Regions from separate parts of the Mus musculus genome. Here all the other regions are linked to region 1. The links are chromatin loops, found by intact Hi-C in ENCODE. Cell type or tissue: left cerebral cortex. All regions are shown on one strand. Region 1 holds the start of Frmd5 (FERM domain containing 5). Region 2 overlaps Frmd5 (FERM domain containing 5). Region 3 overlaps Frmd5 (FERM domain containing 5). Region 4 overlaps Frmd5 (FERM domain containing 5). Region 5 overlaps Frmd5 (FERM domain containing 5).

What was found. Peaks named below come from ENCODE experiments on the same cell type or tissue, not always from the same donor. Only the 100,000 strongest peaks of a DNase experiment are listed, where the experiment ranks them.
Region 2: a loop joins it to region 1, with 2.2 times the contacts of the local background. A loop is called at or near these places in 6 of 42 quality-filtered maps.
Region 3: a loop joins it to region 1, with 1.9 times the contacts of the local background. A loop is called at or near these places in 2 of 42 quality-filtered maps.
Region 4: it touches region 1 in a loop (2.3-fold over the local background); 7 of 42 quality-filtered maps call a loop at or near these places.
Region 5: a loop joins it to region 1, with 2.0 times the contacts of the local background. A loop is called at or near these places in 2 of 42 quality-filtered maps.

The regions. Positions count from the first base shown.
Region 1 is chr2:121,805,141-121,810,140 of GRCm38, reverse strand. It overlaps Frmd5 (FERM domain containing 5), which reads left to right and starts at 3,084. Exons shown (of 14, transcript NM_001360084.1): 1 at 3,084-3,411. The coding sequence starts at 3,310. In left cerebral cortex, CTCF peaks have their summits at 2,895 and 3,549; DNase peaks (open chromatin) are centred at 3,016, 3,865, 4,151 and 4,333; H3K4me3 peaks cover 2,848 bases; H3K27ac peaks cover 2,230 bases.
Region 2 is chr2:121,585,819-121,590,818 of GRCm38, reverse strand. Frmd5 (FERM domain containing 5) reads left to right here. Exons shown (of 14, transcript NM_001360084.1): 3 at 4,348-4,390; 4 at 4,835-4,913. Among named protein-coding and RNA genes, the nearest start is that of Wdr76, 82 kb to the right of the region's middle. In left cerebral cortex, a CTCF peak has its summit at 2,373; DNase peaks (open chromatin) are centred at 631 and 2,381.
Region 3 is chr2:121,727,299-121,732,298 of GRCm38, reverse strand. The region is part of intron 1 of Frmd5 (FERM domain containing 5); the gene reads left to right. Among named protein-coding and RNA genes, the nearest start is that of Frmd5, 77 kb to the left of the region's middle. In left cerebral cortex, a CTCF peak has its summit at 2,290 (motif pointing right); a DNase peak (open chromatin) is centred at 3,215.
Region 4 is chr2:121,569,637-121,574,636 of GRCm38, reverse strand. Frmd5 (FERM domain containing 5) reads left to right here. Exons shown (of 14, transcript NM_001360084.1): 6 at 969-1,092. Among named protein-coding and RNA genes, the nearest start is that of Wdr76, 65 kb to the right of the region's middle. In left cerebral cortex, a CTCF peak has its summit at 2,666 (motif pointing left); DNase peaks (open chromatin) are centred at 2,667 and 3,247; H3K27ac peaks cover 254 bases.
Region 5 is chr2:121,709,172-121,714,171 of GRCm38, reverse strand. All of the region lies in intron 1 of Frmd5 (FERM domain containing 5), which reads left to right. Among named protein-coding and RNA genes, the nearest start is that of Frmd5, 95 kb to the left of the region's middle. In left cerebral cortex, a CTCF peak has its summit at 2,099; a DNase peak (open chromatin) is centred at 2,175.

The DNA.
Region 1 (5,000 bases):
CTATAACCTAGAATGAAAATGAAAATAAACTTTTCCCCCTACATTGCTTTTGTCCGGAAGCCAGAAATGAAACGGGGATACCTGGAAGCCTCTTCACAATAGAGAAGGGAGCTAGCATCCTAATAACTTGGAAGGTGGGGGGTCTCAACCATTGTAATTTGCAATTTTGTTTTAAATATAGCTTCCTTATACTTGAAGACATGAAAGCACACCACTGTGATTCTCAAAGGCACAAGAAGCCTTGTGTTTTTGTTTTCTTGAGACAAGTTCTTAGCATAGGCTGGCCTGAACTCCACTTTGTAGCAGAAGGGTGACCTTTAACTTTGATTCTTTTGCCTCTGTGTCCTGAGTGCTGTGATCATAGCTGTACACCAACACACCCCATTCTATGTGGTTATGGAATAGGACTCAGAGTTTTATGTAAGTTGAGCAGGCCCTCTACCAACTGAACTCCATCTCCAGCCTTATATGGATCCTTTTAATGAACAATCCTTCTCTGTACTGGGCTCAATAAACTTGTGAAAAAATAAGCACAGTATTTTTTCAGTTCGACTTTCCAGTCTCCCCCGGACTCCTGCTCATATTTTAAAGGCATGCACTAGACTCTAGTATTTCATTGTTTTTCCACACTCTGCTCTGTATCCAGGAGCAAAGGACAGCTTGCAGATGCATCATATGCACAATGATGGGTGAATCTTAATCTAAGGAGATCTTTGACTAAGCTGGGATGCTACTTGAAACATTGCATAACAGCCACCATCTTGCCCTTCCTGACTGCGTCTACCATCTTACTTTGGAGACAGCATTCGGGGCATTCAGTTCCTCCTGGCTGCCTGGATTCATGGTGCTTTGCCTTTTTATCCCAACAGCTGCTTATTTGCATAACCTGTTAGAGGTACATCCCTATCAGTACACTAATGGGTTTCCTCTAGCTTCTTGGATATTTTTCCTTCCTCTTTTAGATTTTATAACAAATAGTAACTTTGCCTTCGACAAAAGTGCTTCCTGCTTGAAAATTTCCATCTCTCCCAGTTACACAACAAGGCTGGACTTAATCGACTCTCCTTTCGACGCAGTAACGCTTATGCTCCTCTATGAGACCTTCCTGAAGCTCCTAGTTTCTTCATGGATCTTTCTGGAGTTGTAGATGGGATAGCATACCTATCATTCCATTTATCAGTTCATCATTTATAGAATGCCTGCCTCTGTATTCCAGGTCCCAGCTACTGTCCAGGTTGTGAAACAGACAGAGCATTTGACTGCTTGGTTTTAGCCTCATAACTATTTTAGGAGTGCATTGAAAAGAGGAACATCTTCCCATGGCTACTAAATGCAGCAAGGGAGCAGTCCGCAATACTAAGGTGATATGGGGTGGTAGTGGTATTGAAATTCAAAGATATTAGCAAAACACACTGTTAAAGTCAAACACCTCTAATTCAAACACTGAAGAACTTGAAGGGGATCCATTTTGAGGTTATCTGAGCTACATAATAAAACTGTCTCAAAAATGCAAAAGTATGGGATGTAGCTCAATATTAGAGCTACTACCAATCCTTAGCAAATGCAAAGTCTTGGATTTGATTCAGGCAAACATGTAGACAAAATCATTTTAAAATTAAAATAGGATTCAGGCATAGAGGTGCATGACTTTAACCCCAGCACTCAGTGGGGGTGGGATGGTGGCAGAGGCAAGTGGATCACTGTGAGTTGGAGGCCAGCCTGCTCTACATAGTGAGTTTGAGTACAGCCAGAGCTACACAGTGAGCTCCTGTCTTGAGCCCCCCTGGCCCCCCCCAAAACGGTTAGAATTCTTTCTAGTCTACTATAGGGGGTTTTAATAGTTATGTGTTATGCTGATATAGTAAGAGCATACATGTAATGAGAAATTAATAATTCATTATTTTAAACGAATATATTTCTCACAGTACTAATGTTTTGGATTGACATTGTTTCAATGTTGGATCTTGTCACCTGCTAGGAAAGAGCTCTACCACTGGGTTACACCCCTATTCCAACCTAACTCCTATTTAACATTTCCTTTCAGTGAAATCTTTGAAGGTAGAGAGAGCCAGTGGGATAGCTTGTCAGGCAAGTCTGGCCATCCGTTTAATCACTGAAACCACATAAAGGTGGGAGGATGGAACTGATTCCACAAAGTTGTCCTCTGACCTTCACACTCGTACGTGGTACCTAAGTGTTCATATTCCATGCACAGGCACACATTGGTATTATTAATAATAAAATCTTTGAAGGTGGCTGTCTCTTAGCGAAGTTGTGGAAAGGAACTTTTAAGTCTGCCGATGGGGAGGACACAAAGGAAAGGAGGCATTTCCCCCCCCCCCCCGGTTCTTTGTGCAATACAGCTCCTGACCATTGTGCTTTGTTGCAGACGTCTGAAGATGTAATAATTCTTTCTAAAAGTACAAGGAAAGGTCCACCAGTTCCTGTTCCCTGCCCAGCTAAGGAGCACACCTCAGCCTTCTTTTGTCTTCTGAAAATAAAAGAAGGGTTAGAGCGTAGGGTTTTCTAAGCGCTAAACGCGGGCGCTTACAAGCTTCTGTGGTTGCACCAGAGTAAATAGCTATTGTAAAACAGATGTTCACTAAAATAAGGGTGCTCGAGGCACAGGGGCCCATGGAGCTGACTTAGGGCAGCGCACAGGTGGGGAGAGCCGCCAGGTCGGGAATGTGGGTGACTGTTTTCTGCAGGTGCCGCCTCCTCGCTTTGGCTTCCAAGAGAGCAAGAACCGGGTGTTGCAGGGTGCAAGTCTTGACTCCTGAAACAGCTCAAATGTTATTCCAGGTTGTAGACACCGATCTCGTGAAGTGTCCACACATGGCCCGGTCCAGGACAAACAGCATCCATACCAACCACCGCCCGCGAAGGGAGCGAGCCAGGGCTTGGGGCGCTAGGGGGCTGGCCCGACTGGGCTCACTACTGCTGTTTTGCGATGATTGCTTCCTCCGCCCGCTCATCATCCCCATTCCTTATTCTGATTGGATCTTCCTCCTGCTAATCGGTTCCGCCGCGCTGACCTCCATTGGCCCCCTACCTAGGCCCCGCCCCATGAGCTGGGCACGGGCAGTGGGGCGCCCGGGAGAGAACCCAGCTTGCTTGGGGTTTGGGGGAGGCGGTGGTGGCTCTGTAGAAGGAAGAAGAGTGGGGCGGGAGGAAGCAGCGGTGGCGATCCGGTCAGGGTGATGGTGCAGGTGCTAAGGGCCGGCGCGGAGCTGCCGCGCTGAGGGGCGACGGGTCCGGAGTCCGCAGCGCCGCCGCGTCGCTCCCGAGGACGGGCGAGCGGGCGGGAAGATGCTGAGCAGGTTGATGAGCGGCAGCAGCAGGAGTCTGGAGCGCGAGTACAGCTGCACCGTGCGGCTGCTGGACGACAGCGAGTACACCTGCACCATCCAGGTCAGCGCCGCGCCGCCCGCCCGCCCGCCCGCCGGCTCGCGGGATCCGGCTCCCCAGACTCGGCCAAGTTGGCGGGGTCCGCCGCCCGGGGTCGCTCCAGCTCTAACCCCGGCGCGGCGCTTTGTCCGCCCCGCAGCCGCACCGCCCGGCGCGCGGCATCCCAGCCCGAGCTCAGCCGGGCACTGGTACCACGCGCCGCGCGCCCCTGCGGGGTGAGTCGCGTCCCGCACCTGCAACTCCTGCTCTGCGCCTTCTCGGGCGGGGGACCCCGGGTCTCGGCTTCTTCAGCCAGCGGATAGGCAGCACCTTGGGCGGGCATCCTGAGCTAGGCGTGTAGGGCGGGAGACGCCTGCCCGGGCCGCCCCGTCGAGGGGTGCGGGCTGAGGCTCCCCCGGCCCCGCCAGGCCCGCCAGCCAGCCTTTATCTCCCTGGTTGGAAGGATAAAGGTTTATGTCATAATTTCTCCTGAGCGTTTGTGAGTCAGACGGAACGCGCAGCCCATGCAGAGTGGCCTATTGAAGGCGCCCAGCCCTCTGTGCTTTGAGGCTCTAGCTCCCTTCCTTGTCTTTTGACCCCCAAATCTCAGCGTGTTGGTTATTTCTGGGGGTGGGGGGCGTGAGGCAAAGATTTAGCAACAAGTCACAGAGATTTGGAGGTTAGCAGTGGCTGGAAGGAGTCGGGGACTTAGGGAAAAGCCAACAATGCAATAATGCCACACAGCATTTCTTTCAGAACCTGGTTTTTACAACCCCTTGCTTGTGTTCCTTCACTACTGCTGTGTGGCGCGTCAGGAGTCTAATATGGTTTTCCCCAGGAATGCAGTCTGTCCTTTGTAAAGTCAGAGGTTGAAAACACTGACCATGCTCACAGATTTAGTTCTTCAACCAGAGGACCCTGCGCTCACCGCCAAAAACTGCTCTTTGTGGAGAAGAAAATTTGAGTTGGACCCAGAAGGGTCTCACCTGATCCCTTTCCTTTCCTGCAAGAACCTGGAGGAGGCTTCTAAGCACAGATGTGTGTGTGTGTGTGGGGGGGAGCCTGCCTAGATTTAACCCTCAGGGTGCCCCCATCTATCTTCTGTCTGTCTGTCTGTCTGTCTGTCTGTCTGTCTATCATCTATCTATCGTCTTGCTAATAGATCACAATACCATTAAAAAGAGAGAGAGAGAGACTTGTGAGAAAGACCCTGGGTAGAGAGTAGATGCTTAATGCTGACTGTGCTCAGTTCAACCTCTTCCCCAGAAACCTGCCCCCCCGCCCCGCTTCCCCTCTCACCCCCCCCCCCCCGCCCCTCACCCCAAGCCCTGAGCTTAAGTGCTGATTGCTGCCAAAGATCCAGGAGAGTAGAGATTCAGCACAGACTCCTTTTGAAGTCTACTTAATATAGATTAAATGCCCATAAAAATGCGAGCCATGAAATGAAAGGGTTTTTGTAGTTAACCGTGATGGAGAGATGGTATGTATTATTTCCCAACTCCATAGTGGCTTGCTACTTTTTGTTTCTATGGTGTCATTGTTTCTATGTACACCCCCCCCCCCGTTTTGTTTTAATGGAGGAGGAGAAAGCATGGAATTGACACCTTCTCAGT
Region 2 (5,000 bases), 220 kb after region 1:
TGTTGCTCTCAGCAGCCAGAGAGCATGTTGAATCCCCAGGAGTTGGAGTTACAGGCGGTTGTGAGCTTCCTGACCAGGGTGTTTGGAACTGAACCTGGGTCCTCTCCAAGAGCAACAAGCACTCGTAAACACTGAGCCATCCCTCCAGCCCCAAAGCTACCTTCTTTTCATATTTAAGGTCTTTCCTGGCTTTTTGCTTCCTCCAGGAAGTCTCCCTCAAGGTTGCCATATATCCCTCTATGGCCCACTATGTCCTTTAATACCTACCCAACATAGCACTTCCTGCACTGTGCTGACAGCCTTTGTCCCCACAGAAGTTTAAGTTCCAAGAGGGGACAGACAGACAGACTGTACCTCATCTGTCATTGTCTACCATGGAGCCAGTGCAGGGCCTGGAAAGCAGTTGACACTCAGTAAGCATTTGTTGAAGGGATGAGTTGACGGTTTGTGGTGCCTTGATGCTCACCTTCATCTTCCCAGCCTGCAGACACCTGCATTTCTGCAGGTGATTCATCATCCCTCTGCTGACTGTGAGGATGTGCTGTTTGGCATCCCTAGGAAGTGGGAAAATATGCAGACACGTGCAGGCTGCGCGCTCCTGCTCACTTACCACCCGTGCTCCAGTCTCCACAAACATCATCATAAATCCTAGAGTGCTTCACAAATCCTGTAGGGCCTCCTTTCCTAGGTCCAAGATTACCCCCACAGTCCCAGACAGGGCTGTCTCTGCCTTCATGGTGGGTCTCGGCCACTAAGAAGCCACAGCAGCATCTCAGCACTACCCAGAATGACAGATGCTGAGGGAGAGTGGATACGCCCTTCACCGTGCCACAGTCAGATGCTGTTCATCTTTTGATTGTCTGAGCCACTTTGTCCTCTGGATCCTGTTTAGGGTTATGTACTAAAGACGTGAATTTTAGAAAAGACTCTTATGATACCTACCATGCCCTTTTCCTCTGACTAGCCTAGTCCCCACACTTCATGTATTTATCTTGCCTCTCCCAGCCTGGCAGAGCTGTGAACAGCATCATGGAGACTTATCCTCAAAGTCTGCCCCTTGCTCTGCCCTGTTGGCATGCTGCCCTTAGCTCTAGACCTTAACATGTAATCACTAAGTGCCCAGAGAGCAAGAACCAAACTGTCTTCACTACAGTATGTGCCCATTCTCCAGGAAGTGGTGGGAGTTTGGGGTATTGGCTTTTCTTTTGCCCCTAGTGTTTGTTTGGACTAAGTGCTCTCTCTTGGGGAGTGGGGTATATATACCAAGATCTCTTCATCTCCCCCAGAGCTGGTGGTATAAAAAGGCAAGGGACAAATGTGTCCTGTTGATCGCTTTCTCAGTTAGGGTAGGATGTGCTTGAAGAGAAAAGGATGACTGTGGAGTTGATCCAGATTAAAGAAGGGTAAACAAGAGAAGACTGGGAAAGAAGAGACATGCCCCTTTAGAGAGAGTCTGCTGTAAGCTAAGCTGACAGTCTACATCTACCAGGCTGATGTAGACTGAGCACCAAGTAGTACCTGGTGCTGAATCAAGAGCTCAACATGTGCTCCATCAAGCAACCTTTAAGGCCAATGATTAGACTCCAAATGAATAGATTAAGACAGGTTGTCCAACCAGGGTAAGTAGCAAGGCCAGTCTGGAGCCCAGGACTGTCTGGTTCCGTGATTTCTGAGGTATCAGGCTGAAATCACAAAGTAGCCCAAGTGGGGGTGATTCTGAGCCTCAGAAAAGGAGCATGGAGCACTGAGGCCTGAGAGTCATGGGAGGTCTTAGACGATCTATGATGAGGACGTATTCTAAATCCACTAATTCATAGCAGAGATACAGGAAGTGAGCTCCTCAATCCCAGAGGCGTGAGGAAAGCCTCCTGCCTTGGCTCCAAGGTGGTCCCAAAGCTCACATTGATCTTCATCATTGCTTGCTCACTGGGTGTCTTGGGGCTCCTGTCTCTCCACCCTTCTCTCCTGGAGGAGTTGCCTCCTGCTGTGCCCTCTGTTTCCAGCTCCGCCTGAGCCTCTGTCCTCTCCACGACCTTTTTGCACCCTTTCAAGCCTCAAAGCATGAAGATTATTGCATTTTGACCTGTCTCCCCCTGAGTCTTGCCTCTTTTCCTGATCCTGCCTCATGGTCTCAGTTTGCTATTAATTCTGGGATTCGGTCTCCAAGATGCGTCACCACATTGCTGGAACAGTCTCATGGTTTTTCCACTGGGTCTCTAAAGTCCCTCAGAGGAGCTGTGATGACAGCTGTCCAAGCCTTCCTGGTGTTCTCCTGCTTCTGTCCTTCCTGAGTTCTCAGCACAGTCCAAACAAAAGCTGTCTCTTGCTACTGCCAGGGGGAGGGGCCTCCTAGTAACTGAGCTCATGAGCCCTCTGGCGATCATGGCTCAGGCAGCTCCTTTATTATTTCTATCTTATTTCTCTTACCTGTCAGTCTAAAGGTCTGTGTGCTATGTCCCCAGTACTTGCTGTGTTCTTCTCGCTATGCAGTCCTAGAATGCTTTGAACCAGACAGGCCTCCTGCACCTGCCCAGGCAAAGCTGCAGCTACAGTCGCCTCTGTGCAATTGCACCTCTTACTTCTGCTTCCCTGCGAAGCAGAGCTGCGGTGGGCCGTGTAATGTGAGAAGGGCCTCTTAGCCACGCTGAGTGGCTGTAATAAGTTGCCAGCCTCGTGGGAGCTCGGATCAGAGGAAGCAAGAGAGCAGAATGTCAGCCCAGATTATCCACATGGAGCCGACAGTCCTGGCTCTTAGTGGGTCCATTAACTACATGACCCACAGCCCAGCCCAGAAGGTGAGAGCTGGGAACCAAGGGAGGCCAGGATGCTGTCTGCATGGCCTTGGCTGCTTTCCTGCTGAAGAAAGTCTCTGCCAAGACAGTTACAGTAAGAAGAAGTAGCCAGGAAAGAGGGCACTCTGAAACCTAGCCCTTTGCCCATTCCACAACTCGTGTTGCCCCACATGCGGAGCCCTAGTATGGTAAACAAGTCAGTTGCTGTCCTCTGGAAACTTACAGCCAGCATCTTTAAGCGACTTCCAAGAAATCAAACCCCAAAATAATAGCAGTTTTAGCTCTCTGCCAGTTGACAAGTTGCTTGCCTAATCTAAGAGCGTCAGGCATCAGTAATGAATGTTATCAAGAACCCACAGAGATGTGGGAAACTGATCTACAGTCATCTGGAGCTAGAGAGATGGCCCAGCTGGTAATAGCACTTTCTTGCTCTTCCAGAGGACCCAAGTTTGGTTCTTAGCACCCACATGGGGCAGCTCACAACCACCATTAACTCTAGCTTTGGGGTTTCTGACACCCTCTTTTGACCTACACACACACACACACACACACACACACACACACACACACACATACAAATATCTTTTTTTTTCCCCCGAGATAGGGTTTCTCTGTGTAGCCCTGGCTGTCCTGGAACTCAACGCTGTACAAATATCTTTTTAAAAGAGAGAGGTTAGAATGGTCTCATTGCTGCCTTCCCTCAAATTTAAGTGCTGTAGAGGAAAATGAAAAATGTAGTTTGACTATATTTTAGCTATAAAAACCCATGGGGAGGTGGGCTGGAGAGATGGCTCAGCACTTAGGAGTACTGACTACTCTTCGAGAAGACCTAGGTTCAATTCCCAGCACCCACACAGGCCTTCACCACTGTCTGTAACTCTAGTTCCAAAGGAACTGACACCTTTACACTGACATACATGCAATACACATGAAATAAAAAAAAATGTGGGACAGGATATTATCCTGCACATTAGTTACAGGCAATTATCCCAAGAAATTAAGACTTTAACCATCCTTGTCACATGCCAAGAAATCCTGAGTAACACAAGCATTGGCTACATATGTTACTCAGACAAAAATGAAAATATATACTAGCCTTCTCTACCTCCCCTCCATTCTGAAATCTCATCAGTACTTTTTAGAGTTGCCACCAACACCCTCCACCCCACTCCTTTGCCAGAGGAAGCTGGCATTTAACACTGTGCACAGCAGACATTAAGTCCAGCAGCTCCACCCTCAAGCCAAGCATGCTATCCATGCATGCATCATTATCTCTGCCCATGGGCCTGCCAGGGCAGCCCTCAAAGCTTTAGAACCCTAGTTTGGGAGGGGTCTCCCAGAAGCCTGAGAGTGGCACCTGAAGCTAGGGTAATTTTCCCCTTCACAGCTGGTCCATCACGGGTACTTAGTTCAGAGCATGGCTTCCCTCTCTAAACATCTATGGATAAGCTTCTAGGAAGATTGCCTTCTGTCCCACCATTTCAATAGGATAAAACAGGTTGCGGGTGACACCGCTTCTCACCGGGGTTGTCTTGTCTTGTGCTCTCTGTTTCAGCATTGGTTGGAGTTTACAAAGTCAGTGGTGAAGCAGCTGAGATGTAAGTATTCAAAAGAAGCTAAGGCTTACCCTTAATGGGAGGATGGGAGGAACCCCCAAGGGTAGGAAGGTGTGGTCGGCATGTGTAACTTCCTACTGTTCGAGGGCACCCACAAAAGGGTTTTAAGTTATCTTATGTGTGTGGGTGTTTAGCCTACATGAATGTGTGTCTGTACACCATGTGTAGGCCTGGTACCTCTGGAGGCTAGAAGAGTCCCTGGTCCATCAGATCCCCTGGACTTAGAGTTGTAAATGGCCACAAGCAACCATGTGGGTACTGGGAATTGAACCTGGGTCCTCAGCCTGCGATCCTGATGCTGAGCCTTCTGTGTAGCCTCACAAAGGGACTTTTTCCCTTATGGTCCGGGGGCCTGTGCATGCCAGAAGGAGGGGTTCCCAGTTATCTTGAGAGGGTCTCTCCTAACAGACACCTCTTCCTCTGCAGCCCAGCCTCCGTTCACCATGTGCTTCCGCGTGAAGTTTTACCCTGCCGACCCCGCTGCCCTGAAAGAGGAAATAACCAGGTGAGGCTCCACATGCAGTCCCCACGCCTCGGCTCTTGGGCAGGGTGGGAGCCTTGGATCTGGAGGTACCCAGTTTTCTTTGGAGGA
Region 3 (5,000 bases), 78 kb after region 1:
TGAGGCTAGCATCCTAGCATCCGCATCATTGTTTTGTCTCACAGACACCTGCTTTCATCTGCTTTCTTTTTCATTCTTGTTAGGCCTTCCAGGGAGTAAAGAGTAATGCCTGGGTTTCTGCTCACTCAGGCACCATAGCTGACAGCAAGGAGTACAACCTGCTTCTTTGTTCTGGGGCTTGTTTAAGAGACCACCAAAGGAGTCAGTGAAACTTGAGGTGAACTGTTGTCTCCCTCTGGCTAGTGGGGTAGATGGTAGATGGATTGGGAAATCTTCTAAACTGTGTTTCCAATGCTGTTGGTTGTGGTTTCATTCTTAAAGGAGCCATAGCTGTAACTACCTTTCCATTAATTACACATTGCATTCCTAAAAAATTAGGAGGACCCAACTGTAATTTGCAAACACATAGTATAGGTCACCCAAGAATGGGTGTGTCTTCTCCTGGGATCACTCTGTGTCCGGTTGCCACCCTGGGAACAAATGGGTTTCTTTCCACTGTTTACAATGACAGTTGAAAAGAAGCAGGCACACCAGTTCTCGACATCAGTCTAGTTCCATCTTCACCAAGGTTTCAAGTCATCTAAGAGGCCTGGAATCCGGAGACACTCCAGGGAATTAGTGAGAAGAAATACATAGTAAGTAGGTTAGCTAATGAGGTTATGATATTACTTTTTTTTTACATTGTTTAAGGTATTCCATTATGTCCTTTGGGGGAAAACAGTGTACGGTAATACTTTAACTGGTTCGGGTTGGATTGCCTACAGCCTCCACAGCTTTCTTCACGCTCCCTTTTAGGGATTCTACAGAAGTGTGTTGGCCCACTTTGGTGGCCTCTCCCTCTTGGCATACAAAGCTGGACTCAAGTATTTCTAGCCAAAGGAGCTAGTTCTCTTGACCAGGACCCTTTTTTTTAAAAAAATATTTTATTTATTTACATGCCAAATGTTGCCCCCTCTCCTGGTCTCCCCTCCCAGAGTTCCCCATGCCATCCCCCTCCCCTCCCAGGCATCCCCTTCTCTGGGATATCAAGACTCTACAGGACTAGGCACATCCTCTCCCTCTGGGGCCAGACAAAGAAGTCATTCCTCTGCTACATGTGCGCTGGGGGCCTTGGGCCAGCTTGTGTATGCTCTTTGGTTGGTGACTTAGTCTCTGGGAACTTCCAGGGGTCCAGGTTAGTTGACTCTGTTGTTGACCAGGACATTGAATGTTTAAAACAGGATGCAGTGAATGTGAAGTCTTTCCAAACAGCAACTTCTTTCAAGGGGTGGGGGAAAAGGACTCTTAGGCTCAGAAGGCAGGCTGTTGGTATTTCTCTCTGAAGAGGAGACGCCATGGTCTCATACTGTCTCATTGATGATCGTAGCTTTTCTGTTGTTCTATGACAGTTTATGGCACTATGGGTGTGGCTCAGTAGTAGAGCCATGTTTTTGTGTGTTCAAAGCCTGGGTTCAACCCCACCCCCCGAGGACTGGGGAGGTGAGGGGAGTGAGAGAGAGAAAATTTTAAAAGTTTTGATTCACTATGATACCGCTAATTTTAATAAGGAGGCCATGATCTTCGTTCCGAGGATCAGCTTGTGAGCAGCACCATCTTACGTGTGTTGTTCTAGGAAGAAGTACACTGTGCTCATTCAGCGTGTGCGTCTTCACTAATGACGGCCATGCAATGTGGGTGGCTTGATGGGCCCTAATTGCTTCTAGTACACGGATTCCATTTGCTGCTAGGTGACTGTAGGTGATTTGGGTGCAATATTATGATGGAGGCGTTACCGGATATCATCCAGATGAGCAGGCTTCAGCTCAGTGAGTGCGATGTAAACCTTTCCTCGCTGCTCTCCATCTTTCATAGAAAAAACTTATGAATATGCTATAACTCTGTTCCTGCGCTGGGTAGGCTCAGAATCCAGAGTATTTTTTCAGAATGTTCGCTAAATGGTCTAAGTCAGGGAGAAAGGGGAGAGGGACAAATAGTCTTCTTAAACTCAGACAAGTTTTTTTGTTTTGTTTTGGCTCGGTTTGCCTTTTCAAGACAGGGTTTCTCTGTGTGGCCTTCACTGTCCTTGAACTCACCCTGTAGACCAGGCTGGCCTCAAACTCAGAGATCTGCCTGCTTCTGCCTCCCAAGCACTGGGATTAAAGGCATCCGCCACCACCCAGCAATGAGATTATTTTTTTTTAAGATTTATTTATTTATTTATTTATTTATTTATTTATTTATTATATGTAAGTACACTGTAGCTGTCCTCAAACACACCAGAAGAGGGCATCAGATCTTATTACGGGTGGTTGTGAGCCACCATGTGGTTGCTGGGATTTGAACTTCTGACCTTCGGAAGAGCAGTCGGGTGCTCTTACCCATTGAGCCATCTCACCAGCCCGAGATTATTTTTAAGACATTGTGAAACCCAGTGAATCCAGTATCATTGAGATAGATCTTCAATCTCAGAGACAGTCTTACAGCCACGTCTGTAGGAGGCCTAAAACTGTCCTAGGCTGGCTTCTGGAAGGTAGTTGGCATTAGACAATAAAAGATAATGCTTTTGTACCTTGGATACTGCTGCATCTTGGCAACAAGCAGTCTCTGTCTCCCTTGAGGGAGTCAGGATGCCAAGCTAGCTTTGAGGAAAGGAGAATAGAATATTGGTGCAAGGTAAAATCGGGACCAAGAATCCCAAATTTGCATTCTCCCATTCTCCAGAAAGGGACAACAGCAATCTTTGTGTATTTTTGTATGTTCCCTTTTAACAGTGTCTGCTTTCTCCTTGTGATGGGATAGGAGTTCTATGTGACAAAGAGATTACTTTGGACCCCCACGAGAGGTCCTGGTGGGTGGTCTCACTACTGGAAATGGAGTCCACAGTCATCAGTGTCATCTGGGAGCTTGTTAGGACCTCAGGCCGAGGCCTCTCCAAGAACTACTGAATCCACGTCTGCATTTTAATGAGACCCCAAGGTGTTCTTACGCATGTTAAATTTTGAGCGTGCCTGGCTTAGGCATCATGGCTATGCATTTTCTGGTCGTAAGTACATTAATTTCCCTGTGTTTCTGTTTGTTTGTTTATTTTCGGTGCAAACCCAGAGCCTTGCTCATACAATGCAGTCTCTGAGTTGCATTGCAACCCTCTCGACATCATTAAAATGGCTGTGCATTTGCCAGACTTTGCCAGCATTATGACATGCTGGTGTGAAGAGGAGTTGGCATGTGGGGGTGTAGCAACCATCAACATCAGGATAAATGGTTCCTGGTGGTGTTTTCCTTAGTCTGGGAGCTGGAGGACAGTGTGGGCTTAGTCTTGCTCTGCTGCTGTCTTGATGAATAATACTTCACTGTTCACATTTGCAAGGCAAGCATCTTTACTGTAAATAGGAAATATTGAGCCTAGAAAACGTCTGTAGGTGCTAGAAAAAGGTGGCTCTAATTATGCCTAATATGCACAGCTATATTTTTTTAGGTAGAATTTTGTTTTGCTTCTCAGGCTGGTCACTCCTGGGCTCAAGTGATCCTCAGTTTCAAACGTAGCAGAGACAACAGGCATACCCGCCCCACCCTGCCCAGTGATGGATCTAACTATTCTATTCCATGATACTTAAAAGAAGTGAATGAGGGTAAAAAACAGACCGTAGAGTGTAGAGTCTTTGAGACTTAGCTGGGACAGGGTCCCTGGGAGGTATCTGAAGTGTTGAATGACTACTGGTGAGGAAGTTGTCCAACTCGGAAGGATAATGATAATCAAGGATATCTCCTAATTGCTTTTCTGCTTATATCTCCTTTTGTATGGAAAAGGGTTTCTGTTTAATAAAGAGTTTGGGCTTTGGAAGCACTGTTTCTTTTTCTTCTTCTTTTTCTTTTTCTTTTTCTTTTTCGTTTTCGTTTTTCTTTTCCTACCTCCTCCTCCTCCTCTTCCTCCTCCTCCTCTTCTTCTTCTTCTTCTTCTTCTTCTTCTTCTTCTTCTTCTTCTTCTTCTTCTTCTTCTTCTTCTTCTTCTTCTTCTTCTTCTTCTTCTTCTTCTTCTTCTTCTTCTTTTTTTTTTTTGTCACTATGAACTTTGGGAAGTATGTCATTTCTTTTCTATTTTAAGAATCTGGCTCCGGCTGATGCCCACCCCACAGGGTCAGGCCATGTCTGCTGCTGTACAGGTCCCCTTTCCTGTGCTTTTAGAAGATGATATTATTCTACATTAGGATGCAGTTCACACGTCAGTTGAAGGCCTTCCTTTAGCCCTTGGAGCACAAGGATGTACCGAGTTTGCCATTATTGTGTACCAGTTTTTGAAAAGTCAAATTCATGTATAAAACAGTTTGTCAGGCTGGTGTGTTGGAGGAAAACAAGAACAAGTGAAATCATTTGTTTGGGAGGAATATTTTGGCATGGATTCTCTGAAGTTGGGTAAACATAATTTTTCCATGTCCCCATCTGGGCACACAGTAGCAGTCCTTCTGCCCACAGAAGGAGTTTGCACACATTAGTCGAGTTACCAGTCTGAATGTCTAGGCATAGATAGATGGTTACCATGTGTGCGGATTGTATGTGTGTATACATCATTATATATTATCTCTGTGTATAGAGTTGAAGGCACAGCCCCCCCCTCAGAGATGCTGTTTTTGTTAGAGCCTCCTTGTATCTTTTTTGGTGGCCTCTTCTACTTACTTCTAGTACAGATTTCATTCCCTACCTGACCTGGACACCCAGACTCCTGTCATTCACGTCTCCTCTGTGTAAATCTTATGAGCCAAACTGTTCTTTATGTAGCAAAAGCAAAGTCCTGCTGACAGCCTGTGTTTGTTTGTTTGTTGTTGCCTATTACAGTTCCTATCAGGTGGGGGCGGTTGTTCTTTCTGCCCTTCGCCGTTTGCTTTATGACGTATATTGATGTAACTATCAGATGTATTGGTTTGTTTATTTCAGAGAACAAAGTTGGGTTTATCAAACTCCGCTGACTCTCACTGAGAGAATCGCATTCTGCATGCACCATGAGTTAACTACTAGCATCATAATTT
Region 4 (5,000 bases), 240 kb after region 1:
CAGAGCCAGAGCCCCCTCAGAACCAGAGCTCCTCAGAACCAGAGCCCCTCAGAGCCAGAGCCCCCTCAGAGCCGGAGCCCCTCTTAGCACAGGTCTGACATTCCTCCTGCCAGCAATCTCTTGGCAAGTTCCCCATTAGTTGCTTCTGAGAGTTCCCCGACTGTGCCTTGCCGTCCTCCCAGTATTCGGCCTGCCTCAGCTAAAGTGTACTTGGCTCTCCAAGAGAAGGAGAGGGACAGCCAGGAAGCTGTTGGAGACTCCTCTTTCCTTTTCTGAGCTACATTTGGGTGGGGCACCTTATGTGGCAAAAGCTGGTTTCTGAGTGGGTGAACAAGAGACGGTATTTGCATGAGCTCCCAGAGACCCCACTGCCGGAGACATGAACTTCCTGGGTGTGGCACTGAGCACAGCACTGGGAAATCAGCCTTAGAATGCAGTGCTGCAGTACTTGGTCCCTGGATTATAACCATTTCCATAGCGGCAGGCCTGCCTGATGAGCCCGCGGTGAACCCTAAATGTACTTAACCTATTCTGTGTGGACTGATGGTTAAATGCTGAACTTGGATGTAGTCTCAGTCAGCAACTTCTCTTGTGCCTACTAAACTCTTCAGGATGGGATCTGGGTATCTAAGCTGGCTCCCAGGGGTTCCTGTCATCTTGCCCAAGCCCACTGTGTGCTGCTGCCACGCAGAGCATAGCTCCCAAGCCTTCCTGAATGGCCGAGGAGCACACTACAGGTTTTCGCTCCTTTATTGCTGATTTACTTGTGGCCTCCGAGAACAGGGTCAGTTGTACTGTCTCTCTGCTTTGACTTAAATATCAGCCCAGAGTGTACAGCAGGAAAAGGAAGGCACTCGTCCCTCCCCATGCTCCTGCCTGCTTACCAGCCAAGGGTCAAGCTCAGGGTCTGCCTTGGCCTTTGAGCTGTGGGCTAATCTTGTTGTTTTCTCTTCCCTGCCTTTGAAAAGCGGAGATTGGGGATTATGACCCGGGAAAGCACCCTGAAGGCTACAGCTCCAAGTTCCAATTTTTCCCGAAACATTCAGAGAAACTGGAAAAGAAAATTGCTGAGATTCACAAGACCGAACTCAGGTACGTGACACTCGCTCGGGGCCCTGGCCACTGAGCACACAGCTCTGGGCCATGTCCTCTGCTCTCACACAGAGTGTTCACACAGAGTGGCACTCCCAGCAATGGTGATCCACTGTGAGCACAGCCTTCTCCTAGTGAGGCTAAACTCCTCACCAAGAGCAGTTTAGGCTAGGGCTTAAATATGACACTCCAGGCTACAGCCAAGTCATTTTGAATGTGCCCTGTCTTGTATCATCCGGGAAGCTAAGCATGCTCAGGCCTGGCTGTTGCCTGGATGGGAGATGGTAAATCCCTGACTTACGGCTAGGGCTTTGGCTTAGCGACTGTAGCTTCAGCACTCCCTGAGACTCCTGCACCAGAGGTGCAATGACTGTTCCTCAGCCTGGCTTTGCCTACCCAGATTATGCAGAACCATAAACAACATCAACGCAGCCTTTCACCCACGTGAAACAGGCTTTCTGTAGAGAGCGATCAACAGTAGAGTGTCTGAACTCTACATCATGCATGATGAGAGAGCACAGGTTTCCCAGACAGATAAACTACTTGAAGCAAAGGTATGCACACTGGAATGCCATCAACTAACAAGAAGCTGGGTCACCATTTTAATATATTACAATTTCATTTTCCTTTTAGGACTTTGGACCTACTACAACAATTAACAATAATCCAAAAAATGTATTAACCAACATATAAAAGATAGATTAGATTTAAACTACACTTAAGAATTTTGTTTCTTTTTCATTTTCTTTATTATTTTCTTAAATAAAGAATTAATAACACTTTAAAAAGAAGCAAAGTGGGCTGGTGAGATGGCTCAGTGGGTAAGAGCACCCGACCGCTCTTCCGAAGGTCCGAAGTTCAAATCCCAGCAACCACGTGGTGGCTCACAACCATCCATAATGAGATCCCTCTGACTCCCTCTTCTGGAGGGTCTGAAGACAGCTACAGTGTACTTACATGTAATAAATAAATCTTTAAAAAAAAAAAAAAAGAAGCAAAGTAGCGGGGCATGGTGGCACACGCCTTTAATCCCAGCACTTGGGAGGCAGAGGCAGGTGGATTTCTGAGTTCGAGGACAGCCTGGTCTACAAAGTGAGGTCCAGGACAGCCAGGGCTACACAGAGAAACCCTGTCTCAAAAAAAAAAAAAAAAAAAAAAAAAAAAAAAAAAAAGAAGAAGAAGAAGAAAAAAGTCACAAATTGTAGTCACAACCTGAATCTCTCACAGAAGAGTGATCTAGGAGGAAGTAAACCAAACCAATTCTATGTGTCTAAGGGAGAATTAGAAATAGGGCAGTGGATAAGAATGGGAATATATGTATTGCAAATTCTTAACCTGTAATAGGTTCTGAGAAAGGGCTGTGCTGGGGCAGGGTGGGGTGCTTCTTTCTCATAATACTTAACCTAAGCCAGAGCCGACCACACCATGACTTTGCCCGTGCCCCTCAAAGGTTTTTATGAACAAACATAATCCGAAGCCTCTTTAGCATTTGCAGACTGTCAGTGTCTGGTTGTGACCAGACCAGCTCAGTGCAGAGCCCAGCAGTCCATGCTGTCACTGTTAGGGAAATAGTGACCCCTTCTGGTAAACCTGGGGATGACACAGACCTGCTTGCGGGCTCCCATCAGGGATGCGTGCTGGCTGCCCAGAGAGAAGGATGTTAGGGGAGTGGGGGGGCATTTCTGCAAAAAGTTAGTTCATTGCAGGGGATTCCTCAAGAAACGATGCCTACTGTGAAGACCCTGGAGAGCGGAGCCAACTCCAGAGGCTAACTGATTCCAAGGGGTGAATTCCTTCAACATGGAGTGAAGATGTGCGTAGAAGACAGATGCCAAGCCATGCACCTGCCAAACACCTCACTGCACCTCAAGCCTGTTAGGAGATGTAGGGGGTCTACCTTCGCCCCGATACCTGCAGACACTGATTCTGCCTTGTTCTCATCCTGTGAAAATGCCCAAATTTTCTTCCTTTCTGTGACTTTGGCAGCTCCCATGGGCACAGGCTGTGGACTTGTTTCTTGATCTACTTTCCAGAAGTGGCACAGAGGCTGCCACGTCACAGCACCAAGGGACAGCTGCCTCTTCAAGGGAACACCTGAGGGAGCCTGGCCTGCTTCTCGCTTGGGTGGGCTCGCTTCCTGCTGTGCCATATGACTTTAGGCAAATGATATATTTAGTAATGAACAATTTCTGTTCCCGTCTGCCAGCCATCAGAGCTGATGACTTCACAAGCTGCCCTCCCCACTCAGTCTGCTTTTCCAGGACTCTGCATGCAGATGAGCCCAGAGCCACTGCCACCACTGACTCGGTGGCTTCATCTACATGTTCCAGGAGGCAGACAGGAGGAGAGCCATGCCAAGGCCTCTTCAGATAGCAAGGGCCGGCTTGTTTCCACTAATAGCATCACCCTGTGCATTGAGAGCCATAGGGTACAGAAGTGTGGCAGCATCTCCTACCACTTCTCCTGAGAGTCCCACATTCATGGGCCCTTCTGGCCAATAGATAGAGTTGAGTGGTACCCACAGAGTATACTGAACCCTTGGTATGCTGACCCATGTCACATCACAGATAGGAAAGCTGTGTGCAGTAGCCAACCTACAGACATGTTGCCCCTGCCTCTGCAGAACTGCAGATTATGAAATACCACAAAATTATTATCTCTGAAATCTCATCAGCTGAGTGCGGTGACAAATGCCTTTAATTGCAGCACTTAGGAGGGAGAGGCAGGGAGATATGGGAGTTCAAGACCAGCCTATTCGAAGTGAATTCCAGGCCAGCCAAGGACGTTGTGAGACCCTGTCTCAAAAAAACATTTTTTCCCATAACATCTGGCCAATGAAATGATGCAGTTTGTCAATCCACTCGATGCCAAGCATAACATCCTGAGTTCTATCCCCAAGCCCCAAGTTATCCTCCTCTCTCTCTCTCTCTCTCTCTCTCTCTCACACACACACACACACACACACAAGATAAGACACAGCTCACCACAGCTAGCCTTGCCCACCCTGCGTTTTCTTTTAGGGTTTTGGTGATGATGTTTGCTTGTTTATTTGTTTTGATTTCATTTTTTTAAAGCAGCATCTCATGTAGTTCAGGCTACCCTTAAACTCCTGACCTCCCCCCCTTCTCTACCTCCCAACTGTTGAGATTACAGATCCCACACACTAGCATGTCTACCTCAGTCTGTATTTCAGCAGACTGTAATCTTAGAGCAGTCCCTCCTGCCCCTTGCTCTTCACACTGAGCCCGTCCCACTCACTATGTAGCCTGTTTCACTTTGAGTTTTGTTTTTTAACTTTTAACTTTCATTTGTGCATGTGGGTATTTTGACTGTGTGGGTGTCTGCTTACGGTGTGTGCTCAGAACACTCTGAGGCCAGAAGAAGGCTCAATCTAAACCAGTTTTGTTATACACAGGACATATTTAGGAAGCCTAAATATCCCTGGGACTGGTGTCATTGGAGGCTGTGCGCTGTCATGTGGGTGCTGGGGATCAAGGTCCTGCAGAATAGCAACCAGTGTTCCTGGCTGCCAGCCGCTGTCCCTCCAGCCCTTACTCTGAATTTTAACCTTAGACTTTGTTGTGCTAGGAAGCACTTGTGAACCTCAAAAGACCACCAAGGAGCCCCTCCCATGTAATAGCATTAGGGTCTTTTTATTATAAGCTCAGGTTTGGGCTCTCCTCCAGTGCAACCCTGACACAGCAGGACGGGTAGGGAAGGCAGGGCAGCCTCGAACCTTCAGCAGGGCAAGCTTTCATAGGGAATGGGCATAAGTGAGGTGTTCAGCCTGGCAAGCATCTAACTGAATGTTGCAAGCCGACAGGTGGGGGCTCTGAAGCAAGACCACAAACCATCACAAATGGCCTGAGAGTACATCTGAAACAATCAGACTAATCTTTGATTAACTG
Region 5 (5,000 bases), 96 kb after region 1:
ATCCTTCATCTCCAAGCCTGGGAATCCCTTCCGCCAAGTACTGATACTTATTTGTAAGCTTGCAAATTGAAATGAATGTGTTCCTGCTTCTCATCTCCTCTCTGCGTAAGATGACCTTCAGCTGCGCTTTTGGGAAATGATTTATATGTCTAGGTTAAAAAAAAAAACAACTTTGTGTTATATGTAGAAAGTGATTTAAGCTTTTTAAAGAACTCTATCTTACAGTGTTTCTTGGCATCTGAAACAATGTCGTCGTCAACAGACATAAAAGAACAATAGAAAGATAATTCTACAGAGCAGTACATAATTGCCTGTCAGTTATGGATAAAACCACCAGCATTACGACACTTTGTCCTTCCAGAGAGGAGGAATGCTTGTCACACATCTGACCTAGTGTAGTTCAGTGTGGGGGAAGTCACTCTGTAAAGTCTGTTCCTTCCACTTGATATTGCAGGCTTATTCTTCATTACTGGGGAGAGTAGAGGCGAAGGGGATCTGTTGCAGCTGTGAGCCTTGATCTTCCTGTCTGTCTGATGTGTGTTCTGTCTGTGGGAGGTGGTGAAGGAAGAGGACCTTTCTCTGCTTTATAGAGGAAATATGGTATGTTGGCTAGACTTTGTATTGCCGAGGAAAACAACTTAAAAGGAAGTCTTCTGTGTTTGAGCTCATGGTTTTAGAGGGTTCAGCTTTTTATGGGGATCAGTCTGGTGTGTTGGAGAAAAGCTCTGATCATTGTCAGCAGGAAGCAGACAGAGACTGCCCGGACGCTTGGGCTCTCTCCTTTCTCCCTTCATTCTGTCTGTCTCCTAGCACGGTGGGATAGTGCTGCTTGCAGTCTGAGATGGTATCCCCTGCTTGGTCTCCTCTCTGAAAACACTGTGGCAGACCAGAGGTCTGCCTTATCAACCACGCAGGTGCTTCTCAGGCCAGTCAAGCTTACCATCACACGGGAATGGAAAAACCATCTGTGTGGAACTGAACGGCTTTAAGAATAGCTGTGTTTGAGAATAGATTGTTAGAGTCTCCCCACAGTACCAAGAAAAATTTAAAAGCTCATGAGAAAAACTGATTTCCAAACAGTTTCAAAGCCTCTCGCCATTTCTTGGATCACAAAGGGCCTTAGGAGATCGGTGTTGACGTTTTGGGTTCACTCTCTGTCTGTTGTCTCAGAGCTGTCTCTGTAGCAGATGGACCTGCCTGCGACACAGCTGACCTGTTCACTTCCTCTGTTTCTGCTGTTAGAAACCTTCATTGGTGATATGGCAGCTCATGTCCGCCACAAAATGGTCAAAATTAACGGATTTTAAAATGGCCTTATAAGCCATTTATTTATGACCCTAACAATTGGACAGAATGTCAGTTTAGTGTTTCATGTGGTTAGAGGATATCAATCAGCTTCCGAGGTAATTTTTAAATACAGACCACTAATTCTTTTCATGAATGCTCTGAGTCTCTAAGCACATTCGATCATGAGATCTCCGTACATATGAAATGCGTGGTAAGTAAAGGAATGGATCTTGGTTCATTTTAGTGCACAAGGGAAGGGGAGTAGGTTTTATTGCTGACCTCTTTCTGGACAGCACACCATGGTTCTGGTTTTCTGTGATAGATAATCCAAGAATTACAGTATTTTTGTAGTGGAAGAGGTTGGTGTAAGTATGGGTGGCCAACAGTGAGCTCTGTAATAGCATATAAATGTCCCAAATTCATAGTTGAGAGGTTTAAGCAGTCTGGAAAGACACAAAATTAAAGGAGAGAAAATCCAGAGCATGCTGTTTAAAACTAATCAGTAGGAAATTATGTAAACTTAATTAACCAGAGCATCAAGGGAAGGGCTATGGAGTGTAATGAAATATTGTAGAAAGAAGGCTAGCTGAAGAGTTCTCAGGGGGTGGGGGCTGGGGGTGAGAGTAGGGTGTGGTGGGGTGTGGGGGTGGGGTGGTGTCCTCCTTGCTGCTTGACAGGCAGAACTCTGCAGCACGTGAAGAGAGAAGGAAGGGAGGACACTGCCTGCACTGTTTGGTAGACAGTGCTCCTGTAATGAAATGGAGACAGAGATACAGGCAGATGCACATCTCTGACCTTCCACCAGGAAAGAAGCCAATGAGATTAGCTGCTATTTAGAGAAACTGTGTACATTTCAAATGTAGGTGGGCCAGCTGGAGAGAGATGTGACAGATCTCTGTCTGTAGTCTCCCCTCCCCCAGCCTGAAACCTGCTTGCTCAGGGGTGGAGCTTCCCGCCCAATCGTTCTGCCACGCCCACTGCTGGAACGTGCTGCTTTTCTATTCGGAGCCATACACGTGCTACTAGATCCCAAGATTATTTGGCGGGAATCAGGTCCCTCCCCCTCCTTCATAACTGAGTGTCGGAAATAAAAAATTGAGCTTTGATCAGAATGCCTGTCTTAGCTGCACCATTTTCTCTCGTCGCCTAGTCCTTCTTCTCTTCCAGGTTTCCAAAATGCCTTTCCAGGCTAGAACCCAGGCTGTGATCTGCTGGCCGGACACAACATCTGTCTGAAACTTACATCCCGTTGTTTGGAACACCTGTTTTGTTTGTTTGTTTGTTTGTTTGTTTGTTTAAGGTTCTGTGTAGATGTGGATGGAACAATTATGTGAGAAGCAACCCATTCCCTTTCAGGAGTTTATAATCAATGGGAAGAGAGCCAAAAATATAAACAGTGGCCATATCAGGCAACAATTTAAATGATTCTTTTATGTCAAAGATTCCCAAAGGTCGATCTCCCATCCCAGAGTCTGTCTTGAATCCTGGTTCTGAACAGTGATCTACATCCTGGGCCTCTCCCATCACCTCTGAGCAAAGAAAGAAACCACACACACACACACTCACTCACACAGAGTGCTTCCTCAAAGCAAATGTGGAATTTTTACAGGTTTTATAAGGATATGAGAAATATATATATACATACACAACTCTATATACATACAGATAATTACAGAGAGAGCAAATTCCTTAAAATAAAGTATTGTCAATTTTGGAACACAAAGGATATATGTGTGAATCCTCCATTTAAAAATTTGGGTTTGGAAAGACATAATTTTCTAAATAAGTGGAACAACTTTTTAAGTAGCAACATTTTTTATTTAACCTTTTAAACAACAATGATTTCATTGTGTTGTATTCTTTTATGTGTGGCGATGTTTTGCCGTCATGTTTATGTGCACAGAACCCAGAAAAAGGGCATCAGATCCCCTGGGCTTGGAATTACAGATGTTTGTGAGCTACCATGTGGGTGCTGAGAATCAAACCCAGGTCCTTTGAAAAAGCAGCCAGTGGCCTTAACTGCTGAGTCACCTTCCCAACCCCAACAACAACAACCTCTGTAACAACAAGCTTTCATTCGGTAAGAATGTATACAGAAATCATGATAATGTTTAGATAAGTTCTCATTTTCATGACCTCAGGAAATGAAGCAGGTTACCTTCCCTAGTGATGTCTAATGATTAAGGTGTTTTTTTTTCTTTCTTCCTTTCTCTGTGTGTACTTGTTCACGTGTTTGTAGGTTCGTGCAGAAGTCGGATGTCTATGATGAGCGCCTTCCTTAATCAGTCTTCATCTTATCTTTTGAGGGAGGCTCTCTCACTGCACCTTGAGCTGGCAGCCGCTCTTAGACTGCATAGCCATCATGCCCACCCCTACCTCTCCTGTGCTGGGATTATAGGCTCACACTGCTGTGCTGGAGTTTTTAACGTGGTCTGAACCCGGGCCTCACGCCCACTCGGCACTTTGGTCTGACCCAGGGCCTCACGCCCACTCGGCAAGCACTTTAGTGACTGAGTCGTTTCTGAGCCTGATAACTATTTTATGATGAAAATTTAAACCCAAGAAACTAATGTATGCATACATCTATTGGAATTATCAATTTTATTTTGAATTTAGGCAGGCTGTATTTTTCCTTGTTTTCTTTCGGTCTTCAAGTAACTGATCTAATCCTGTATTTTGTAACACGTACAAGTTCTTTGCATGCATTCAGTAAGCAGCATGGTGTTTATCTAGGTTAATGAGCACTTTAAGCATATCTGTCCCTTCTGTTGGGTCTGAGCTTTTCTCTTCTGTTTGGGTCACAGTGTCCTCCTTTGGATTAAGCCTCACCAAGCACTTATCTCATTATTAAACAAGTTAGATCTCTGTAGAGATTGGTAGGGAAGTGTAGATCTGGTCAGTTTGCCTTTAAAAGTTAGTCACCAATAGACTGTACAATATTTGCTTAGAAAAGGCAACCATCTTGTCCACTTGACTCCCGTCCATATTCAGAACTCTCCAAGTTGTGAACGTGTTAACAGATGGTCGTACCTGACAGATGTAAGGAGGTTGCTTGTGGCGCCTTCTTCAGTTCGATGATCAATGTGGTAGTGAGCTCCCCTCTCCTTGGTCCTCTATGGCTACAATAACAGTAGGGAAAAGCTTTAAAATCCCTGGCAAATGGTTAATTTACCATATTACAGAGGTATGAACTCAGCACAAGAAACATAGAGGTTTGTTTTTTTTTTTTAAATAAAAGACATGTTTAAGTACATAACATTAAAAAAATTTTTTTGTTTGTTTTATCTTACTTTGTTTAATTTTTAAGACAGGGTCTTTTTAAAATAATATTTTCATTCTTTGTGAGTTTCATATATTCACACCATGTATTTTGGTCATGTTTACCCCTAACTCTTCCTGCCTTTATTTCCTCCCCAGTTTCATGTTGGTTTGTTTATTCAGTCCAATGTGTGGAGCATGGCCAAGCTGCCAGGGAGCAAGCCCCTGAAGAAACCCACTCTCCTCTCTGGCAACCCTCAGGAGCTGTCCACAGCTCCTCAGTCAGGGTTGGGGCGAATGAACCCCTTCTCGTCCCATGCTAGGATATTGACCAGATCCATCATGGGCAGGAAAACATGACTGCTGGGCGTGGTCATGCCCATGGTCACATGGCCTCTGGCTCGTACAGTCTTCCCACCCCTCTTCTGTGGTGGTCCCTGAGCCTTAGTGAGAAG